Regions from separate parts of the Homo sapiens genome. Here region 2 is linked to region 1. Evidence: chromatin loops called from intact Hi-C (ENCODE). Cell type or tissue: body of pancreas. All regions are shown on one strand. Links, peaks and the distances in the headings refer to the core of each region. The heading gives the core; the rest is flanking DNA. Region 1 overlaps SP2-DT (SP2 divergent transcript). Region 2 has its middle 16 kb from the start of CDK5RAP3.

Region 1 (8,000 bases), core at 1-8,000:
TTCTTCTTAACCTCAGCATCCACCAGAGGACACACTCTTACTGGTGTATCTTTCATGCTTTATCTCCTCCCTCTACCCCCGTTCCCTTCCTACAAATCCTACCCTTTTCCCTCCAGGAAAGATTCCAGGTTCCTAAACACTTACGCTTTTTTCCACTAGTTGACTTCCTATGTGACCCTTCCCTTCTGGTAAACCCCTATGCATCCATGGCCGGATGTGTTGGCTCACACCTGTATTCCTAGTGCTTTGGGAAGCCAGAGGCAGGCGGATCACTTGAGCCCAGGATTTCGAGACCCAGCTTGGGCAACATGGCAAAACCCCATCTCTACAAAAAAAATTAGCTGCATGTGGTGGTGCGCACTTTTAGTTCTAGCTACCTGGGAAGCTGAGGTGGGTGGATCACTTGAGCCTGGGAGTTTGAACTTAAAATGAGCTATGATCACACCACTGCACTCCAGCCTGGGTGACAGAGCGAGACCCTGTCTCTCAGAAAAATAAATAAACTCCTATGCATCCTTCAAGACCCTGCTCAAAGTCTGCATACCTCACTCCTGCCCAGCCATAGCTTCTTCCTCCTCTGTGCTGCCCTGGCACATGCAAAAGAGCTTCTCTCTCACACACTATTTCCACACTTTTATTCTCACTTCTTACTCTCCTGCTAGACTGAGCTGTGGTAGAAGGATTGAGGCCAGCACAGAGGAGGATCAGCAGGAAATGTAAGGTGAGTTAAAGAATGAATATTTGCATACAATGACACCTGCATGACTTGTTTGTATAGTCCATACATTCTGTTCCCAGGCCATTTTTCAAGTTTAGATTGCTTCACTGTCAAACCAAGGACTCCACCCGGGTTCCATGACTCACCTGTATTAGGGTGCAGGGGTTTTGGGGGGAGGTAGGTGGGGTTGAATATCCTGCTGGGCCACTGTCAAACCTCTTCTGGGAGAAAAACGGGGTAGCTATGCTTCTCCTATCCTGGAGGCCCCATCATGAAGACCGCAGAGGTGAAAAAAAAAAAGTGTGCGCACACGGGGCGGAGGACAGGGTGTGAATACTTGGAAGAATTCTGCAGTAGTTTTGAATTATTTGATTGGTTTTGCCCTTTTAAAGGTCACCTTATCCTTGTTTTGTTTGTTTCTAGGCTGTCTGACTCTTCTTACTAGAGACACAGCCAAAGAAGGGAACCCTTTGTTTTTTTTTGTTGTTTTTTTTTGTTTCTTTCTTTCTTTTTTTTTTTTTTCCCCGAGATGGAGTCTTGCTCTGTCACCCAGGCTGCAGTGCTGTGGCGTGATCTCGGCTCACTGCAACCTCCGCCTCCCAGGTTCAAGCGATTCTCATGCCTCAGCCTCCTGAGTAGCTGGGATTACAGACACGCACCACCACTCCCGGCTAATTTTTGTATTTTTAGTAGAGACAGGGTTTCACCATGTTGGCCAGGCTGGTCTGAAACTCCTGACCTCAAGTGATCCACCCACCTCAGTCTCCTAAAGTGCTGGGATTGCAGGTGTGAGCCACTGCACCCGGAGGAAGGGGACACTTTCTAAGAAGAAGACCCCGTTATACTTTTGTCAGGCCCATTGGAGTCTTAGAGCTTCCTTCACAAACACCCCCGCTCCCCCAGTGACCACACAACTCCTCAGAGATTTTTTCTTTCAAGATGGCCCCTGTCTTCAACAGAGACGGAGAAGGTCAGGCAGCGGCTTGGAAATGCTTGTGCTCTCCCGGCCACACTTTATTTATTTATTTATTTAGAGACGGAGACTTGCTCCGTCGCCCAGGCTGGAGTACAGGGGCACTATCTCAGCTCACTGCAACCTCTTCCTCCCGGGTTCAAGCGATTCTCCTGCCTCAGTTTCCTGAGTAGCTGGGATTACAGACGCGCGCCACTACGCCCGGCTATTTTTTGTATTTTTAGTAGAGACGGGGTTTCACTGTGTTGGTCTGGCTGGTCTCAAACTCCTGACCTCACGATCTGCCCGCCTCGGCCTCCCGAAGTGCTGGGATTACAGGTGTGAGCCACTGTGCCCCGCCTTTATTTTTATTATTATTTTTGAGACAGGGTCTCTGCAGCCTCAACCTCCTGGGCCCAAGTGATCCTCCCGCCTCAGCCTCTCAAGTAGCTGGGACTACAGGTGCGCGCCACCATGCCCACCTAATTTTTAAATTTTTTGTAGAGCTGGGGTCTCCCTATGTTGCCCAGGCTAGTCTCAAACTCCTGAGCTCTAGCGATCCTCCCACCTCAGCCTCCCAAAGTGCTAGGGTTACAGGCGTGAGCCACTGCACCCGGCCATGGCCACACGTGAGACTCACTAAAAGAGCTTTTAGTAAATTCTGAAGTCTGGGTCCCATCCTAGGAAATTAGAATCTCTGGGGGGCATCAGCATTAAGGAGTTCCTCAGGTGATTCCAATGGGCAGCCAAATGTGGAGAAGGACTCCTTAGCCCAAAGATACCTTCCCACTGGGGGTGCCCAAGTAAAAACAAGGAAAAGTCTGTGCCCTCCACCCCCACCCACTCCTGTCCCTCGCCTTTCTGAATTTCTCCTCTTCCTACCCTACCTGCTGCCATCTTCGCAGAGCCAGGGCCAGTGGGTGGTTCTGGCTGTGTCTGTCAACCTTAACCAGGGGCGACATCTCCTCCCTGGTGTGTCTGGAGGCAGGTTCTCTCAGTGATATTTCCCTTTTGTCTCCAACTGCTTTCAGTTTCTTTCTACTCTACATTGTCACTTTCTCTCCATTTCTAACTTGCAAAGCTACACATTCTCCACCACTAAAAACCCCATGCTTGTCTTGTCTACCATGGCACCTTCCATTCCCAGCACACTGCTTGATTATAGTAGGTGCACAGTAAATGTTTACTGACTGACCGAATGACTATATCCTTTTAACACTTCTCAGGGACTTACCCCTTCTCTTTCAGGCCCAGCTTCTTCCACTTCCACTTTACTTCTCCTTCCATGTCTACCTCTGAATCCCCTTCTTTCTTCACTTTCCTGTGCTTTTCCTGCTTCCTGACATTCTCTTTGTCCTTTTTTGCACAGGGTTGTCCTCATCTAATCCGTCAGTACCAGACAGTGAACATCTCTCCCCCAGGATGCTGAGGGAGGGTCCTGGAGGGAAGGATGTGGAACTACAGCCTCTGCTCTCAAGAAGCTCAGATCTGGGCAGGGAACATCACATACCAGGGCTGTCTGTCGGGGGGGTGGAGGGCTGGGGGAGGGATAGCATTAGGGGAAATACCTAATGTAAATGACAAGTTGATGGGTGCAGCAAACCAACATGGCACATGTATACCTATGTAACAAATCTGCATGTTGTGCACGTGTACCCTAGAACTTAAAGTATAATTAAAAAAAAAAAAAGCTTCAGATCCCTCCTGGAGCCTCCTATGAAACCACGTGGCATAACTGGTGCTGTTGGTCCAGAAACTAGAAGAATATCAGGCCAGCCCCCTTGACTCTCTGTTGGTCCTCACTCATAGCTACAACCCAAGCTTTATTGTTGGTGTTTACCTTTGAAGAGTTACAGCCGACCCAGCCTTCTAAAGACTGCTTGTTTTGCCTTAAGGATTTCCCAGTAACCTCTGCTTCTCCCCTTTTCCCCTCCTATGATTTTCTATTTTCTCATCTCTTCCCTTTCTACTTATGGGGAAATCAAAATTGCAGACTTCTTCTTTTTTTTTTTTTTTTTTGAGGTAGTGTCTTGCTCTGTCGCCCAGGCTGGAGTACAATGATGCGATCTCGGCTCACTGCAACCTCCGCCTCCCAGGTTCAACCAATTCTCTTGCCTCAGCCTCCTGAGTAGCTGGGTTTACAGGTGCGCATCACCAAGCCCAGCTAATTTTTGTATTTTTAGTAGAGGCAGGGTTTCACCATTTTCGCCAGGCTTGTCTCGAACTCCTGACCTCAGGTGATCCACCCGCCTCGACCTCCCAAAGTGCTGGGATTAGAGGCGTGAGCGACTTCTCCCGGCCCAGAGTTGCAGACTTCTAACCCGGACTCTCTCATATGCAGACCCACAAAAATATCTGATGGGACAAACACCTAGCTTGGATGAATTTGGGTAATTTTTTTTTTCCTCCTAGGGTCCATCAATGATTTCAGGGATCTAGGTTTCCTCAGTCTTCTGTGAACATGAAACATTGACAGAGGCTATAAGATGTATCTCCCTGTTACACCACACCCCTGGTGCACACATACAGACACATCTCTGTCTTCACTGCCGGGGATGCCACTCCTGACCCCTGCCCTAACTCGTCAACTTCCTCTGCCCCTGGTTCCCCTGTCCAGGCCGATGGCTCCCCACCAACTGCCATGGAATCTTCCAGCAAGGACATTCCACTCATCCTTCCCCACAGGGTTCTTCCTTCTTTGCTCCTTCTTTCTACCCCCAGTCTCCCTGGGGTGGGATCTGTGGAGCCTCAGGAAGAAAGGGCAGGGCCCCAGGTAAAAGGAGCCCTTTAAGGTGGAAGGCAGGGGTGCCTCCTCAGCCTTTGTGTGTCACCACCAGGGGGCGCCCAAGGCATTTCCAAAGCAGCTGCCCAGCGTTCACCTTACAGTAACACAGGGCGGACAGGGAGATGCAGTTTAACAAGCAGCTATTGAGTGCCTGCTATTCCCCAGGAATGGGGCCTGCTTCATTCGGAGACTGAGAGTGGGTTCCAGCCTCTACAAAGAGACTCCTTAAAAAGAGCCATTTGGGCCCGGGTGCAGTGGCTTACCCCTGTAATCCCAGCAATTTGAGAGGCCAAGGTGGGTGGATCACCTGAGGTCAGGAATTCAAGACCGGCCTGGCCAACATGGCGATACCCCATCTCTGCTAAAAATACAAAAATTAGCCAGTCGTGGTGGTGCATGCCTGTAGTCCCAGCTACTTGGGAGGCTGAGGTAGGAGAATCGCTTGAATCTGGGAGGCGGAGGTTGCAGTGAGCCAAGATCTTGCCACTGCACTCCAGCCTGGGCGACAGAGTGGGACTTCATCTCAAAAAAAAAAAAAAAAAAGACAAAACAACAAAAAAAAAGCCATTTGGGCCGGGCATGGTGGCTCATGCCTGTAATCCCAGTACTTGGGGAGGCCTAGGGCAGGAGGATTGCTTCTTGAGCCCAGGAGTTAGAGACTAGCCTGGACAACTTAAGGAGACCCCCATCTCTACAAAAAAATTTAAAAATTAGCCAGGCTTGGTGGCTCTCAACTGTAGTCCCAGCTACTTGGGAGGCTGAGGCAGGAGGATCCCTTGAGCCTAGGAATTTGAGGCTGTAGTGAGCTGTGTTTGCGACACTGCACTCTGCCCTGGGTGACAAAGCAAAACCCTGTCTCCCTGTCTGAAAACAAAAACAAACAAACACACACATTTGCCTCTTCAAGGAATTGGTTTCCTACCAACCAGCTCCTCTTACCTCCCCGGGTAGCAGCATCTTCTCTCTGCCTCTGCCCCTCCCCTGCACTCCCCTGCTCCCCACCTTTCCCGACCCCATTGACCACAGCTCCATGTGGTGCCCAGTCTGCTTCTCGTAAGTCCCAGCTGCCCACTGCAGACTAGAATTGTCCCCAGGGACAAAGGGAGGCTGAGAATGTCCCTGGCGAGGCACTGCCCTCTCTCCCTCTGCCCGTCTCCCTCCTAGGCCCTCACTTATGTCAAAACCACATCTCAGTCCCATTGCTAGTCTCCTGAGGGTTCCCCAGAGACCCTGAGTGTGGAGGGTGTGGGTTCAGAAGGACCAGGGCTGGGCTCAGGAGCAGCACTTGTCACCTGAAAGCACTGACCTGGCTGGGAGAGACTCGGGAAGTGGGCCATGGGGGCGATAACAATAACAATAATCATATTAATAATAACACTGGGGCCCACAAAATGGCTGTGAAATGCCCGCTAATGATCCCTTATATTTATAGATCTCCTTCTCCTAGACACTTCAGAGCCATTGCCCAATTAACCCCCCTAGATTCCCTAGAAGGGACAATTAACCCCATATTTTATGGCTGGGGAAACCTAGGCTCTGAGAATGTGATGGAGTTGGCTGAGGTCGTCCAGTCCATTAGTGACAGCAGAATTTGTGGAGCAGCCCTCTCTCGTTCCTTTTGTCTACATCCACATGCACTTATGCTGGGCGTGGTGACTCATGCCTGCAGTCCCACCAGCACTTTGGGAGGCTGAGGCGGGCGGATGGCTCGAGCTCAGGAGTTTGAGACCAGCCTGGGCAATATGGTGAGACACTGTCTCTACTAAAAATACAAAAAAAAATTAGCTGGGCATGGTGGTGCATGCCTGTGTTCCCAGTTACTCAGGAGGCTAAGGTGGGAAGATCACTTGAGCCTGGGGGGCAGAAGTTGCAGTGAGCTGAGATCGAACCACTGCACTCCAGCCTGGGAGAGAGAGCAAGATCCTGTCTCAAAGAAAACAAATGGCTGGGCCCAGTGGCTCATACCTGTAATCCCAGCACTTTGGGAGGCCAAGGTGGGCGGATCACCTGAGGTCAGGAGTTTGAGACCAGCCTGGACAACATGATAAAACCCCGCCTCTACTAAAAATGCTACTAAATCTCTACCATAAATAAAGAAAAATGTTTTCTTTTTCTTTTTTTTTTTCTTTTTGAGATGGAGTCTTGCTCTGTCACCCAGGCTGGAGTGCAGTGGCACCATCTTGGCTCACTGCAACCTCTGCCTCCCAGGTTCAAGCAATTATCCTACCTCAGCCTCCTGAGTAGCTGGGATTACAGTCATGCGCCACCATGCCAGACTAATTTTTGGTATTTTTAGTAGAGACGGAGTTTCTCCGTATTGGTCAGGCTGGTCTCGAACTCGCGACCTCAGGTGATCTGCCGGCCTCGGCCTTCCAAAGTGCTGGGATTACAGGCGTGAGCCCCTGCGCCCAGCCCCAAGAAGGTGCTTTTTTCATTTTTTTCTTTTTTTTTTTTGAGATGGAGTTTTGCTTTTATCATCCAGGCTGGAGTACAGTGGCACGATCTCGGCTCACGGCAACCTCTGCCTCCCGGGTTCAAGCGATTCTTCTGTCTCAGCCTCCTGAGTAGCTGGGATTACAAGCGTCCGCCACCACGCCCAGCTAATTTTTGTATTTTTAGTAGAGATGGGGTTTCACCATGTTGGCTAGGCTGGTCTCAAACTCCTGACTTCAGGTGATCCACCTACCTCGGCCTCCCAAAGTGCTGGGATTACAGGTGTGAGCCACCTCGCTCCGCCAAAGGTGCTTTTTGCTAATCTGAACTCGGGCATGTAAAGTGGGAATATGCTCTGTTTGAAGCAGGAGGGAGTAAAGTTACCTAATCTAAGAACTTCCTTGTTATATAAGGTTATGCAGCCTAGGCAACGTAGCCAGATGCCCCATTTCTACAAAAAAAAAAAAAAGTAAAAATTAGCTGGGTGGGTCGGGCGCGATGGCTCACAACTGCAATCCCAGCACTTTGGGAGGCCAAGGCAGGTGGATCACGAAGTCAGGAGTTCGAGACCAGCCTGACCAACATGATGAAACCCTGTCTTTACTAAAAATACAAAAGTTTGCCAGGTGTGGTGTCATGTGCCTGTAATCCCAGCTACTCAGGAGGCTGAGGCAGGATAATTGCTTGAACCTGGGAGGCGAAGGTTGCAGTGAGCCGAGATCACACCACTGCACTCTAGCCTGGGTGACAGAGCAGTGAGACTCCTGGAAAAAAAAAAATTTAGCTGGGTGTGGTGGCATGAGTCTGTCGTTCCAGCTACTTGGGAGGCTGAGGTGGGAGGATCACTTGAGCTCAGGGGGTCGAGGTCACAGCAAGCACTGATGGCTTCACTGCACTCCAGCCTGGGTGACAGAATGAGACCCTGTCTCAAAAATAATAATAAAATTTAAAAACAGGCCAGGAGTGGTGGCTCACGCTTGTAATCCCAGCACTTTGGGAGGCTGAGAATGGCGGCTCACCTAAGGTCAGGAATTCGAGACCAGCCTGGCTAACATGGTGAAACCCCATCTGTACTAAAATTACAAAAATTAACTGGGCATAGTGGTGAGTGC
Region 2 (9,564 bases), core at 837-8,836, 96 kb before region 1:
AAACAGGCCGGGGTCACAGAGGGCGGCCCAGGCTGAAGGGGCTTCCCTGGCCCTTTGTGAGCCAAAGGGCAGGGGGAGATTCGTTCCACAGGCAGCCCCTGTGTCTCCAGAGAAAGGGGCTATTATGGTGCAACTAAAAATACAGGGCACAGCCCACCCCACCTCCCCTTTTATTGCCATGGAGATTGGGGGAGGTCTCTGGGAGGGATGAAGAGAGCAAAAGAGGGAGAGAGAGTGAAAGGCAGGTGGAAACAGGGAAGGAGCAGGGAGGGGGTGAAGTGAAAGGGGGAGGGGAAGCCGGCAGAGCTCCCGCCTGCCTTTCTCAACCAGAGGCGCTGGTGGGATCTCTCAGCTTCATCTCTCATTCTTTCCTTTCCACATCCTGCCTGCTGGGTCACAGACACTGCCTGGGGGCTACCGGGGCAAAGAAGGGTTTGCCCACTACCCTGCAGCTGGCCCTGTGACCTTTGACGGTGAGGGGTCCCACCATCTGGGATTAAATTGCAAGATGGCCACATGGAAGGCAGCTGGTGAACAGCTGCTAGGCCTCGTCCAGCCTCTGGACATACCAAGTACCCAAATCATTGACTCAGAGTCATCTGACCCAACCTCCCACTCTCAGCAGTGTCCCCACCAGATATTGATCCAATGTCAGCCTAAGGTCTTCAGTGATGTGACTTTCCCACCTGTGCCCTTGCAGGGCATTTTTGGTTGTCAGAAAGGGCTTCCTTATATCAGGTGGAAATCCATCTCCCTGTTACCTCCACAGGTGGGCTCTAGTTCTGCCCTCTGAGGCCACACAGTGGAATAAAGTAGGGATTTAATGTCATGGAAAGAAAACATAAAAGCCTGACCCTTCTTGGCATAAAATACTTGAAGAAAGCTGCTGAGAAGATAACTCAGTTGGGAAAAACACATAGTCTGTAGTTTTAAAATATCCAAAGCTAAGTGAAAGTCCTGGGGTGAAAAGTGATTCTGGACACTGGACACTGGTGGGCAAAAGACAGGACATCTTAAGATGCCAGGCTCCCTGGTGCTGCACTGCCCTGATGTCAACACAGAAGTTGATGGGGCCAGGCTCGGTGGCTCACGCCTGTAATCCCAGCACTTTGGGAGGCCGAGGCGGGTGGATCACCTGAGGTCAGGAGTTCAAGACCAGCTTGGCCAACATGGCAAAACCCCGTCTCTACTAAAAACACAAAAATTGGCCAGGCATGGTGGCACACGCATGTAATCCTAGCTACTTGGGAGGCTGAGGCAGGAGAATTGCTTGAACCTGGGAGGTGGAGGTTGCAGTGAGCCGAGATCGCGCCACTGAACTCCAGCCTGGGCGACAGAGCAAGACTGTCTAAATAAATAAATAAATAAAAGATTTAGAGATGATGACTGGGCTCCTCCAATTGGCAAGGTCATAAGTTCCAGCCTGCACTCTTGGGAGCCCACCTGCAAAGTGTCATGTCAGTTTCTGGCACCCAAAAGACCTTTTTTAGCAAGGTGGGTCAGTTACAAGGCTGCATGGAGCAAGAAGAATGGAAGTGGGAAAGAGGCAAACTCCATTGTGGAGGAAAATTCAGACTCTGATTACCTTTTTGTTCCTCCTCCCCCTCCTACCAGCTGGGGTGGCCTGGGAACCAGACTCCCTTAGGTAGGCATTCGGAACAGGTGTGGTTTAGGTGCATGAGGAGCCAGAGATAAGCTGAGAGTTGTGGTTGCATTTACCAAAGACTACATCCTGTGGTCAAGAACAGTTGTTTCAAAATACCAGGCATCCATGATATCAGAGAAGGCCATGATTCCTCCATCTACAGAGAGAAAAAGGAGGTAAGTCCATGGTCCCTATTTGAACAATGCCAAAGCCCAGGCTGTCAAGAAAGGCAGGCATACCTGCTGTTGCCTCTTCCCACTCAATGCTGGGGCTCCTGCCCAAATGCTGGTGTCCAGATTGTATTTATGACTGTTTTAAGAAAGAGTGACAGAGCCTTTTAATATCCCTGACAGCCCAGGATGTTTTAATAGATGGTGGAGCTGGGCTTCAAGAGTTAAGAAAAGAGAGCAGAGTTGTTGAGCGAGCTGTCAGGGCTAGTTTCTATGACAGACCTACTGATCGACTCCACGACAAAATAAAATACGGGGCCGTGTCTCTCCTCGGCCCTATCAGGTTGACAGACAGTCTGTCACCATTGTATGTCATCTTTCACCTCCTAATCGCTCAAGCTTAGGGGAAATCTGTGTTTAATGGGGAATCTCTGCAGGATTTCCTCCCAAACCTGCCTCCTGAACGGCAGGCCTCTATTTCAATCTCCCGGGGCTCCTGTGGGCGTTCTCCAATTTTCTGGATTTCACACAGAACTCTTCTAGCTACAGGGCCCTGCCTCCATTGTTGCTGTTTGTTAGAGGTGATTACAGGTCTCCTAGGATGGCTCAATATTCTGCAAAAACAGAATGGATAGTGATGATGGTGGTACAGCAATGTGAATGTCACTGAACTGTACGCTCAAAAAAGGTTAAAATGATACATTTTATTCTATGTATGTCTTACCTCAAAACCAAAACCAAAACCCACAGATGGATAAGGAATGAAGAGAGCTGCCTTGGCTCTTTGACCCCTTGTAGGGTGTGTGCTTGTAACCCGTATGGCCAGCGCAGGGCCATTCCCAGTGTCTCCCCTTCCAGAAGCACACTCAGCTCCCCCACCTCCTGCTTCCTCACCTCCCTGGTTAATACATCTCAAGGTCATTTTTGGAGTTGAACATCTGGAGGCTCCTTAAACACACTTTTCCAGCACCAGACTTGGGGCTGGTCTGACCAGCAACTCAGTTTGTGGCTAAAGCCACTTTAGCCACACCCTTGACATGTTTTGGCACTTGAGGTCTAAGAAATTCTCCCAGGGTTTTTGTGTGTGTGTGTATGTGTGTGTGGGGGGAGGGGAAGGATGGAAGCAAATTCAAGGGACCAGTGACTTTGCTTTTTTTTTTTTTTGTATTTTTAGTGGAGATGGGGTTTCAGCATGTTGGCCAGGCTGGCCTCAAACTCCTGACCTCAAGTGATCCACCCGCCTTGGCCTCCCAATGTGCTGGGATTACAGGTGTGAGCCACTGTGCCTGTCCTCCATGTTACTTTTTTTTTTTTTTTTTTTTTGATTCAGGGTCTCTGTCGCCCAGGCTGGAGTGCAGTGGTGTGATCTTGGCTCGCTGCAGCCTCTGCCTCCTGGACTCAGGTGACCCTCCCACCTCAGCCTCCACAGTAGCTGGGACTACAGGTGCAGGCCACCAAATCCGGCTAATTTTTTGTATCTCTTGTAGAGACGGGGTTTTGCTATGTTGTCCAGGTTGGTCTCGAACTCCTGGGCTCAAGCAGTCCACCTGCCTCAGCTTCCCAAAGTGCTGGGATTACAGGAATGAGCCACCATGCCCAACCTGACTTTGCTTTTTCTTGAATGACAGACAGAACTGTCTTCTGAAAGAACTAAGTTCTTCCTTCCCTGTGCTTTAAGATTAGTTGTGCTGGGTCTGCCCTCAGGCATTTGGGGTTCCCCTCCCTTCTACCAGGGTTAAGGGGCAGTGCGGATGCTCCTCGGTCCTGGTCCCCAGGTACAGATGCAACTACCTCCCTCCAACCTCACTGGCCCAGGGCTCTGCGTTCAAGTCCTCTGCCAGGAGAGAGTTAAGGGCTTGGGTTTAATTTGCCCGTTAATCACAGTTAAAAGAAGTAATGAGCGTCTCCCCAAAGCCTGGGTGTTTCTCTGCAGATTAAGCAGCAATTTGCATAGCCCCTTTATTCATTCCCACCTTCCCCTGTGGGGCGGCTTGTCCTTTCAGACACAGCCAAGCGCAGCCAGTGGCGGGAGCGGTTTGACAAATGGCTTTGCCATGCTCGTGGTTTGGGCGAGAGGGAGGGAGGGGAATGCTGGGAGGGAGAGAGCAGCTCCCGACAGTAATGGATAGCTGGGGCGTTAAGTAGTGCAGAACTTTTTATTAGATACACAGGAGAAGTTTAAATATTCAAACTGGTTTTCTTTGAAGCCTGGGGAATGAGAGGAGGGTGGCGGGCTGGCTAAGTAAGAGTTTACTCAGGGCCAATTTACTCAGAGAGGCCCTGGCAGTCACCAGGGAGGAAGGGCATCTGGAGGACACAGGCAGATCCGGGTCAGCTGGTGCCCCCGGGCTCTACACGCCTGCAGCAGCCTTGATGCCCTCCTGCTGGGCTCAGGCTCTGCCAGGCGGGACAGCTACCCTGGACGCAGCTCCTCGGGCCCGATTGCTCAGAGGGCAGAACGGCTTGCTCAAAGCCCAGCAGATGGTGGTATTCAGACAGGGAGGAGGCCCCAGCTTTGATAGCAAACCTAACTCTATGAAGCAATGATATCTCCAAAAGGATGGGACAATAGCCCTCTACTTTCCTCTCCAGAAATGTCCTCAACCAAACAGTGAAAGAGGAGAGATGAGGCCCAGAAATGATCCTCGGGGTAGGCAGGCACTCTGCCCAGGCTGGTCTCGAACTCCTGGGCTCAAGTGATCCTCCCGCCTCGGCCTCCAAAGTGCTGGGATTACAGGCGTAAGCCACCCCACCTGGCCATCAGTCCATTTAAAAAGCTGACTTAACCCCAATTTTCTTCCCAAACTTCTTGTGCTTCGTGAGACTCTTCCTTTGTGTTAACTTGTAAGCCACATGATCATAATATGTCAGAGGTCAAAGTCATTTTAGAGAGCATTAAGACAATTAAAGTTCAGAGAAGCTAACGTTTGATACTCCAAGAGAGACATAAATGTGGTCAAGACACCATTCCTGCCCGCAAGCAGCTCAGTGGGCAGGCACTTCAGGAAGGCATATAACACAATAAATAAGAGCTCCCCCCTCCTAAGGATATCTGCATGGGGCTGCAGGATGCTGCTGAGGGATGGAGTGACTAATTCTGCAGGGACAACTGGAGATGTCCACAGAGATGCATTTGGGCCTCATCTGAATCGGGGGTCAAGATGGTTTGGAGGGAGCCGAGTAAAGGATGGGGCCTCGAGGACACATGTGGATTTGATGTCTTGGGTGGGTAGCCCAGGCTGAAAAGGCTGGTGGGGTTCCAATTATGCAGGGCTTGGCGGCTGCTACTCTAGGAATTTGGGGCACTACAGAGCCTCAGAGTTTCTAAGCAGGGAAATGACTAGGGTGAAAAGGCCCAGGGTGGATTAGAAAGAGCAGCCAGCAGAGCCCAGGACACCACTGATGAAACTGTCAGGAAATAAAGAGAGATGCAGTGTGGGTGTGGACAATGGCTTTGATTTGGGACATGTTGGAATATGGGGCACCAGAACACGACTTTCTTTTTTCTTTTGAGACAAAGTCTTGCTCTGTCACCCAGGCTGGAGTGCAGTGACGAGATCTTGGCTCACTGCAACCTCCGCCTCTGGGTTCAAGCGATTCTCCTGCCGAGTAGCTGGGACTACAGGTGCATGTCGCCACGCTCAGGTAATTTTTGTATTTTTAGTAGAGACGGAGTGTCACTGTACTGGCCAGGCTGGTCTCGAACTACTGACCTCATGATCCACCTGCCTCAGCCTCCCAAAGTGCTGGGATTACAGGCGTGACCCACCACGCCCGGCCTAGAACACAACTTTCTAACCTCAGCTGAGGGTATTTCCACCCCACCGCCCTCTCACAACAGCTAGTCTGAGCCTTACTGTGCCAGGCACTGTTTTTTTGTTTTTGTTTTTGTTTGAGACGGAGTTTCACTTTTGTTGCCTAGGCTGGAGTGCAATGGCGCGATCTCGGCTCACTGCAACCTCCGTCTCCTGGGTTCAAGCGATTCTCCTGTCTCAGCCTCCTGAATAGCTGGGATTACAGGTGCCTGCCACTATGCTGGCTAATTTTTGGTGTTTTTAGTGGAGACGGGGTTTCACCATGTTGGCCAGGCTGGTCTGGAACTCCTGACCTCAGATGATCCGCCTGCCCTGGCCTGCCAAAGTGCTGGGATTACAGGCATGAGCCACTGCGCCCGGCCTCCAGGCACTGTTCTAAGTGGTGTGCATGCTCACCACAGCTTCCTACCCAAGGTCTTCGTCTTCATTTTACAGGTGAAGGAAATGAGGCAGAGAGGTCCAGCAACTTGCCCAAGGGAGTAAGAACAGAGACAGAGTTTGACCCAGGCAGTCCAGATCTCAAGAACGTGCTAATCACCAACACACTGTATTACATGTTTGTCTTCCTATCACTTTTATTAAATTTTGTATGTGCATGTACAGGAGTTGGGAAAGAGATCAAACAAGTGGCAATTAGATTAAATAGGCCCAATGAGGTGGCTCACACCTGTAATCCCAGCACGTTGGGAGGCTGAGGCAGGAGGATCCCTTGAGGCTAGGAGTTTGAGATCAGCCTGGACAACATAGTGAGACCCTGTCTCTATTAAAAAATAAGTTTAGGTTGCCAGGCACGGTGGCTCACGCCTGTAATCCCAGCACTTTGGGAGGCTGAGGCGGGTGGATCATGAGGTCAGGAGTTCAACACCAGCCTGACCAATGGCGAAACCATGTCTCTACTAAAAATACAAAAATTAGTTGAGCGTGGTGGCAGGTGCCTGTAATCTCAGCTACTCGGGAGGCTGAGGCAGGAGAATCGCTTGAACCTGGGCGGCAGAGCTTGCAGTGAGCTAAGATCACGCCACTACACTCCAGCCTGGGTGACAGAGTGAGGTTCTGTCTCAAAAAAAAAATAAATAAATAAAATAAGTTTAGGCCAGGCATGGTGGTTCATGCCTGTAATACCAGCACTTTGGGAGGCCGAGGTGGGTGGATCACCTGAGGTCAGGAGTTCAAGACCAGCCTGGCCAATGCTGTGAAACCCAGGCTCTACTGCACCTGTAATCCCAGCTACTTGGGAGGCTGAGGCAGAAGAATCGCTTGAACCCGGGAGGCAAAGGTTGCAGTGAGCCGAGATCGCGCCAGTGTACTCCAGCCTGGGTGACGAGCAAAACTGTCTCAAAAATAATAAGTTTTAAAAACAGATGAAATAAAAATCATTAACAGAACAGGTAGGAGTGTATGAAAAGGCAGAGAAGAGCCACAGGACCTGGGTTTCTGGGGAGAAACTGTACGCAACCATTAATTCTGGGGAATTAATGGTGGTTGGGAGGTGCATGTGAGGAGCTCCAGCAAGGTTGGCTTCTGCTCCCAAAGGCTGGGGATGTGCCTTTCTTTTGTCCTCAACTCCCGGCCAGGTCTCCAGAGCAGGTTAATTCTTTAGATGGGTGAGGAGATGTTCACTCTGAATGATGCAGCTTGTTCCCTGCTCTGAACTGGCAATAGGAAAGGAATTCTAGATGTGCCAGACTCCCCATGATACTGGCAGGCCCTCAGAGGGGCACAGGGGGTGGACCGCTGGGGCCCAGATGAACGAGCCTTAGCACTCCACTTATCCCATGTTCACAGTCAGCCACTGCAGGCTGCAGTGCAAAGGGATCCTACTTTTGTGGTCTATAAAGAGAACCACACCGGAGAGGACACGGTAGAACTGACGCAGGGAGAGAGGCAATGTTTGGGCAGAGAGGCAGTGAGTGGGGCTGAGCCATGGCTGGATTTAGCAAGCAGAGAATTTTGGAAAGGTGACTCGCTGCTTCCTTATCTGAAGCCGGGTGAGGAGTCTTAGCCAAGTAGTGAGAGGCGTTGCCTTAAATCCTCTCTGGAAAGAGGTGGGATAAAAGTCAACACAAAAGTATAGTGTGCTCTTGGCAGCATAATTCACATCAAACTAAGGATTCTGAGGGTGTAATCTTGGTGCACCGCTTCCCTCTTTCCCTGAAAGAGGGAAGTTTCAACCTGACTGCTTGAAACTTGGTCTCAAGCTCCCCTAAAGCCCCTCACCTCTCCTTTCCAAGAAGACAAGTTAGGCCAGGATGGAGAGTCCTCATCATGGTTCCCCAAACCAAAAATAAGAGCTCACACATGTCCACCAAGAGCCTCCTCCGCACCAGGCAGCGTTCTAAGAGCTCTGCATATCTTAACTCATTCTGTCCCTACAACGACTTCTGAGGGCATTCTGAGATACACAAGCAGGAACCCAAATACAACCAGTGAAGCTCAGGGAAGCTGGAGGCAGACCTGAAAGACACAGAGCTGCTCTTGCCAGGGAGAACCAGCCGGGTGGATCCCTTCAGTGCCTTCAGCATGGCCAGGAGGGCTGGACTCAGGAAGCAGGCGGCGGTAAAGGAAAGGGAGGCTAAAGGTTCTGGAGAACAAACCCAATGTTATCGAGTTAAAGGCTTTCATGAAACCACTTGCCTCAGCCTGGGGATCAGGGTGGGCCTTGATGTCACCTGTTAAGCAGTCACCTAGTATCTCTGATCCAGAGCAGTGGCCTAACCACACTGCTTACCAAGGGGGCCAAAATCAGCTGAGAAAACTCTATCTAAACCCACTTCCCTTCCTGGGAAAATAGCCAAACCTCAGTGAGCACTGCTTCCCCTCGCTGACCTTAGGCAGGGCTGGGAAAGCAGGTCAGGTGCTCATCTGCAAGCGCAGGGGCAGAAGCTTTGGAGGCCTGAACCCGGTCTGCCATGGTCACCTGGTCCACGGGGTTTCTCCCTGAAGCTCCATTGCTGTAAGCAATGGAGTCTGCGTAACAGCTGGTGACTGGGCAAAGGACATTAGAGTGGGCAAGGGTAGTATGCCTCAGTGAACTGACTGCTACTGCAAGAGGCTGGCCAGATGGCCAACGGAGCCAGCAGCTGAACAGGTGGGGCAGGAGCTAGAAGGCAATCTCCCAGAGGGAGAGGGACCAAGAGCAGCAGGCAGTTCCCTAAGCCAAGAGCATCCCTCCTGAGTGTTGAGGCCAGAGTGCAGTCCACTTACCTCCTCTATACCCTGCTAGTCTGCGGAGTCTTACCTCCATGTTCAACACCAATATTTTTCCAATTCCCGGACTTCTCATTTCAGCCCCTGATCCCCCAGAAAGAGGTGACCAGGCAAAGATTGGGGGGAAGTGGTGGGTTGACATTAATTGATAGGAACGGCTTCGAGCAGTTCATGCTGCCTTATCTCTCTCTCCTTTGGCTGGAGTCCGCGGGGTCGGTGATTAATAGGCGCCATCACTCACTGTCCAGGACGGCTGAAAGGCAGTGGGGAGGGGGTGGCCCTCCCCAGAACTGAGATAACAAGCAGCAGGAATAATGAGTGGTGTCACTCCACTTTTCATTTTGATGGAAAGTCATTACGGGAGTCAACGCCAGCGACAAAGAGCCATGAATCAACTGCTCTGCTATGAAATTAAAATCGAATTGCCAGCCACCCCCAACCCCTACCCTTCCTGGGAAATGGGGATGGGTAGGTGGCTTGGGAGAGGGCTGCTATCCTGGGGTGGGCTCTATCCGATCACAGAGCGGGCAGTTATGGGCAGGAAGTGGACAGGCAGCCAGGGAAGGTGACAGCTCCTGTCTCCACCTTGTTTATCAGACCCTTCCTCCCCAAACCGCATTTTCCCTCTGCCTGGAGGTAAGCTGTGATTAAAAGGAAAATGCAGCTTTGCTGGCTCCAACAAGGCTGCTGCTTGACCGCTCCCCCAGGGCTTCTGGCCTGAGTCGGG

What was found. A loop is a pair of places that touch in the nucleus more often than their neighbours do. Peaks named below come from ENCODE experiments on the same cell type or tissue, not always from the same donor. Only the 100,000 strongest peaks of a DNase experiment are listed, where the experiment ranks them.
Region 2: it touches region 1 in a loop (2.1-fold over the local background); 55 of 110 quality-filtered maps call a loop at or near these places.

The regions. Positions count from the first base shown.
Region 1 is chr17:47,886,621-47,894,620 of GRCh38, reverse strand. SP2-DT (SP2 divergent transcript) reads left to right here. Exons shown (of 3, transcript NR_135480.1): 2 at 663-721; 3 at 3,040-3,392. Among named protein-coding and RNA genes, the nearest start is that of SP2-DT, 5.2 kb to the left of the region's middle. RefSeq lists silencers at 1-158, 4,420-4,589. In body of pancreas, for the core only: a CTCF peak has its summit at 4,506 (motif pointing right); a DNase peak (open chromatin) is centred at 4,520.
Region 2 is chr17:47,982,036-47,991,599 of GRCh38, reverse strand. No RefSeq gene overlaps it. Among named protein-coding and RNA genes, the nearest start is that of CDK5RAP3, 16 kb to the right of the region's middle. In body of pancreas, for the core only: no CTCF peak of the experiment used is centred there; DNase peaks (open chromatin) are centred at 3,869 and 4,129; H3K27ac peaks cover 899 bases.